2 separate regions of the Homo sapiens genome follow, and region 1 is linked to region 2. A link is a loop called in an ENCODE intact Hi-C map of the cell type or tissue named here. Cell type or tissue: heart left ventricle. All regions are shown on one strand. Each heading gives the region's core, and the rest is flanking DNA. Links, peaks and the distances in the headings are about the cores only. Region 1 overlaps EP300 (EP300 lysine acetyltransferase). Region 2 overlaps EP300 (EP300 lysine acetyltransferase).

Region 1 (2,914 bases), core at 415-2,914, 63 kb before region 2:
ACTTTGGATAAATTCACCAAGATCTACTTGTGAATACATTATACGTAGTAGATTAAAGAGGCTATAAGCTAATGCTTTCACTTTTTCCTCTGAATCCTAAGCATTAGGCACTTAAAACGGGTGTACTCCAAGACAAAGATGTGTTATCAAGTGAAACAAAGTCAGGGTGTCTGTCTCACACAGTTTATTTAACAATAGGTAATAAGAAATCAAATTTAACAGTCTATACAGTGATCCAAAGTTCATATTTATAAGTAATCAACTTTAATTGCATGATTTACAACAGTTGAGGGTTTTTGCTATTTTCAAGTTTTATAGAAAGTGTGTGTGTGTGTGTGTGTGTGTGTGTGTGTGTGTGTGTGTGAGTGGGGGGTAGGGTAAGGAGGAAGAAAGCAAGCAAAGAAGAAACCCCCAGGGACATTTTGCATGTTAAAATCATCCCACCGGAATCGTTTCTTACCCTCTTTTTAATTTTTTTACTTTGTTAGATGTAAAAATAACGAAAAAAATTCTTTCAAGAAACAGAAACCACAATATATAATACATCAATTTGGCAGCTGCCCCTGTATATTTTTGAAAAAGTCATTTTTCTCTCTACATGTACAAATTATTTTAATACTTGAAGTTTTACGCTCAGACTTACAGAATAGAAAATTTTCTGGAGCACAAAAGTTGACTTGAGGGGAAGAAAGGCAGTTTTTTTTTTTTTTTAAACATTTTTTAAAAGAATGAACATCTTTGCACCCAGAGAAAAAAAACTGGTATTTTAATATATATTTATATATATTTATATATATATAGAATGTAATTTTAAAGTAACATTAACCCCTTTTGTCCTCTGGTTTAGAAATGTTTTAACTCTTCCATAAAGTGAGGAAAATAGGGAAAAATGTCAACCATCTGCACCAGTAAATAATAACTATTAATATTACATATGTTCATTAATTTAAAAAAAATAATAAAACCTATTGGAGGTGCAAGGCAGGAGCATATTGTTTGGCTTCACAGGCCTCAGCCTCCTCCCAGTGCACACTTGAACCACACACACAAAGGGGAAGAAAGGCTGGTGGTAACCAGCCATAACAAAAATATATTCTTTGTATTCTATCATCCCTCAGGTTCATCTTGCATGTTTGCTTTAAACCACAAACGGCTACTGCACAGTTCTTATGTGTTCCAAGGAAAATTGTCTTTTAGGCTACGAAAGATTCAAAAAAATTGTTTTCAGTACAAAAAGTCTTGTTAAGAGAAAATAATTTTTTTGCTCCCAAAATACTACAAGGTGTCTCTAGTGTATGTCTAGTGTACTCTGTGAGAGGTTTGAATTCAAGTCTGAGTTATCGGTGCTGAGTCCCAGGTCCGTGGCGCTTGCACCATGGAGGTTTGCCATGCCTGGATTGCTAGCAAGCTGAGAAAGCATTGAATTCTGGTCCGGGCTGGCAAAATGCCCTTGTTCCATGGGGTTGGCCTGGGCAGCTACCAGTCCAGGATGTGGGGAACTTGTCTGTGGGGAAACGTGGTGTGGAGAAGGCTGAGGCTGCATCCTTGGGGAAGGACTGGAGTGGGGGGGCTGGGACTGTGGCCGTGGAGAAGGGACAGGCTGGGGAGAGCGCACTTGATTGGAGAGAGAATTAGGGATCTGCTGGCCTTGTAGGTGTGGGGACTGGGCCTGATTTGGGAGCATATGCTGCTGGGGGCTCATGGGGTTGGGCTGAACAGGGGACCCCATCTGTTGCTGAAGGAGTCGCTGCTGATAGGCCTGTAGACTGGCACCTGCCTCTGCTCCCAAGGCCTGGGGAAGCTGGCCTATCTGTCCCATATTTCCTTGTTGCATCTGTTGCATGTGATGCTGCATCCGCTGCTGCTGCTGTGGTGGGTAGCCAACTCCTTGGGGTTGCTGGAACTGGTTATGGTTGGCCATTCCAGGGCCTATTCCTGGCCCTGCTCCCTGTTGCTGCTGCTGTTGCATCATTTGCTGTCGTCTCAAGATGTCTCGGAATTGTGAAGGCATGGTGTTGTGGTTCATGTTCATCTGCTGAGCCTGGGGGCTCATCCCTCCCATGGGTGGCTGGAGTTGCTGCTGTGGTTGCTGCTGGGGCAGGCCAGCCCTCTGAACGCCCGCCTGCATTGGATTCATGTTCTGCATGGCTGGATTGGAGTGGACCCCCTGCTGACCTGGCATGGTAGGTGGCTGTAGCCCTGGCTGCCCCTGGGGCATGCCAGGCTGCCCAGGGATGGGTTGTGGATTAGAGTTGGCATACTTGGCAGCCCGCTGCTTGATGAATGCAGCCAACAGCTGGGGGTTGGCGTGAAGGATACTAAGCACCTGTTGCTGCTGCAGGGGAGAGCTGGGAGACCTGAGAGTCCGCAAAAGGTTTTGTAAGGCTTGTTGAGACACAGTGCCTGGTTTGAGTGGGCTGATACCTACCTGGCCCAATCCTGGTTGTGGAGCCATGTTCAAAGGTTGACCATGCTGGGCCACTGACATCATGGCTGGCCTTGGCATCCCAGACTGTAGTTGCTGGGGCTGAGGCAATCCTCCTTGGCTCCAGGGTGGCTGTTGCTGCATCCCTGTCGGTCCCATCCCTGGCTCCAAATGCCCACTGGGACCTCTGGTCATGGGAGGTGGGTTCATACCCATGGGGGCCATGGGAGTCATCGGGGGCATCTGGTGTTGGATTGGCCTTTGAAAAATTTGCACGTGGGCCATCTGGCGCTGCGTCTCCGCTGCTCTCTGAATCTGCATTGCCATTTCCACTGCTGCAGGTGGGGGCCCTGGAAGGGGTGGCTGAGCAGTCTGAGGAGGGGTTGGAGGGGTCACCTGGCCTGCTGCCTTACCCTGGGACACAGGGCCAGCAGCTTGAGTCCTGGGCAAGTAGGGTGGCATGCTATTGGGAGGGGTAGGCTGAGGCTG
Region 2 (2,918 bases), core at 272-2,771:
ACAAACTTAAACACTTAAGAACTATACCTAAAATAAGACCAAGGAAAAAAGGGATTGAAAGTACAACACCCCCCATCAATGACAGACTGGATAAAGAAAATGTGGCACATATACACCATGGAATACTATGCAGCCATAAAAAAGGATGAGTTCATGTCCTTTGCAGGGACAAGGATGAAGCCTGGAAACCATCATTCTCAGAAAACATAGGAAAAGAAAACTAAACACCGCATGTTCTCACTCATAAGTGGGAGTTAAATACGAACACATGGACACAGAGAGGGGAACATCAGACACCAGGGCCTGCTGGGGGATGGGGGGCTAGGAGAGGATAGCATTAGGACAAATACCTAATGTAGATGACGGATTGATGGGTGCGGCAAACCACCATGGCACATGTATACCTATGTAACAAACCTGCACGTTCTGCACATGTATCCCAAAACTTAAAGGATAATTAAAAAAAGAAAAACATTCTAAATAATGTTATAGAATTAGCATAATAGTTGAAATAAAATTTTATTTTTTGTTAAAAAAAAAGTGCAACACCCATTATTACATGAGTTGCTAGCTAAAGGTTTGTATCCACAGTCATGGAAAAAAGAAATGCAATTAAGCTGTATTAATATTCCCAAGTTCCTTAGAAGAACAGTTAAAATATCTACACACAAACTAAACTCAGGATGGAAAGAAAACATTTTAAATATTGTAATACATAAAGACACACAACTGATACAAAAGACCTGTCATTTGTGGAACACTCAGTGTGTGCTCCAGTTAAGCAGAGGGCTATCCACCATTTTTTACCAAGTTCCTATATAGTACCTGCCTCAAAGTAGGCCTTTAACAGGCGGAGTTTTTGACCTGTAGCCTACAGAATAGCTTTCCTTAACCAAAGTCTAGCCAGAATAGGGTACAACACCATGCCTCTGGCTCCTTCACCATACAAACCACCCCTACCAAAAACAGGGTGCAAGACCAGCCCTGGTAGCTCACACCTGTAATCTCAGTACTTTAGAAGGCCAAGGCAGGAGGAATTCTTCAGCCCAGGTCAACACAGCAAGACCCTGTCTCTACAAACAATAAAGTCGGCTGGGTGTGGTGGCACTAGGCTATACTCCTAGCCACTCAGGAGGCTAAGGTGGGAGGATTACTTGAGTCCAGGAATTTGAGGTTGTAGTGAGCTTTAACTGCACAACTGCACTCCAGCCTGGGTGACAGAGCAAGATCCTGTCTCAAAAAAGAACAAACAAAACTGGGTGCTAAGTATAGATTAATGCAGGGTTTCTCAACCCTGGCACTATTAACATTTTGAGCTATGTGATAATTCTTTGTTGTGGGTGGAGGGTGATTGTCTTGTGCCCTCTATTATCATTAGGAGACTCCTGGTCTTTCTACTTATGCCAGTAGCACCCATATCCCAATTGTGACAATCAAAACTGTCTCCAGACATCACCAAACATCCCCTGGGGGAAGAAAATTACTCCTGATTGACCTATTGACAGTATTAACCTACTATAAAAATTATTTGAGTTTTCTTTCCTTTCAATTCTCTAAAGTAGTTTTCACATTAAAAAGGCATTACTGGGTGTTGGGCATAGTGGTACACATCTATAGTCCAAGCTACTCAGGAGGCTGAGGCAAGAGGATAGCTTGAGCCCAGGAATTCACATCAAGTCTGGGCACTGTGAGACCTTGTCTACTAACAACAACAAAAATTCCACAGCTATTATCCTCTTAAAAAATGGACCATCCCTTGAAGACAAAATATTGCCTTAATGGTCTACTTGATCCAATTAATCTTAGTTCCTAAGTATAACTCTTCCTGTATGTGCCCTTCCTCTTCTTGTAGTTTTTTTTTTTCTTCCCAATCCTGCTCCTTCTGTATCTTTTAGCATTTTATCATGTCACTGAAATTATCTCTGGGTTTGCCTCCTCTCCTCCCCTTGCCATCCCTTGTGACCACCCCTCACTCCAACCATGCATTCTTCGCGAAGGACATGTTTTACCACTTATATACCAGCTCCTTGCCTACTGGCAACATAGTAAGCACATGGTCATATATTAACTAAACCAACATGTGGTCATATATGAACTAAGTCAAATTGTATCCCAAGATCTCAGGGCATAATTTAGAGTCCAGAGTTTTACAGAATTACTCTTTCCTTTTGAAATATCATATGGGCTCCTCCATCAAAAATGTGCCACAAGGCTGAGCACTTTGGCTCACAACCTGTAATCCCAACACTTTGTGAGGCCAAGGAGGGCAGACGGCTCGAGCTCAGCAGACCAGCCTGGGCAACATGGAGAAAACCAAACTGCACAAAAAAATACAAAACTTAGCCAGGCCTAGTGGCCTGTACCTGTGGTCTCAGCTACTAGGGAGGCTGAGGAAGGAGGATAGCGGCAGCTTGGGAAGTTGAGGCTGCAGTGAGCCGTGAATGTACCACTGCACTCTAGCCTGGGTGACAGAGCGAGATCCTATCTCAAACAACAACAACAACAACAACAACAAATACCCAAATGTGTAACAAAACTGACCTAAAACCACTATTCAAAAATGCCTGCTTAATATACTGATATAGTTCCTTCATTATTTCCTTATACTTACGTGATTTACAAAACTGAGATCATACTTTATTTGCAATTTTTACTTTTCCCCTGGAGTATCCAAGAAAATATTTTATCATTAGCATACTGAACATAGAGGGCAAAAAAATCTCCACTTTAGAAATTTTAAAAACAGGCAGTGATAAATTACAAAAGAAATCACAAAGGAAATTGAGTAATAAAAAATATATTTCAAAACCTAAAGGCCTATGTTAGAAAATAAAGTTAAAAAGGCCGGGCGCAGTGGCTCACGCCTGTTATCCCAGCACTTTGGGAGGCCGAGGTGGGCGGATCACGAGGTCAGGAGA

The links. Peaks named below come from ENCODE experiments on the same cell type or tissue, not always from the same donor. Only the 100,000 strongest peaks of a DNase experiment are listed, where the experiment ranks them.
Region 1: it touches region 2 in a loop (2.6-fold over the local background); 4 of 110 quality-filtered maps call a loop at or near these places.

What each region holds. Positions count from the first base shown.
Region 1 is chr22:41,177,331-41,180,244 of GRCh38, reverse strand. It overlaps EP300 (EP300 lysine acetyltransferase), which reads right to left. Exons shown (of 31, transcript NM_001429.4): 31 at 168-2,914. The coding sequence ends at 1,289. Among named protein-coding and RNA genes, the nearest start is that of EP300-AS1, 19 kb to the left of the region's middle. In heart left ventricle, for the core only: no CTCF peak of the experiment used is centred there; a DNase peak (open chromatin) is centred at 1,414.
Region 2 is chr22:41,113,770-41,116,687 of GRCh38, reverse strand. All of the region lies in intron 1 of EP300 (EP300 lysine acetyltransferase), which reads right to left. Among named protein-coding and RNA genes, the nearest start is that of EP300, 23 kb to the right of the region's middle. In heart left ventricle, for the core only: no CTCF peak of the experiment used is centred there; no DNase peak of the experiment used is centred there.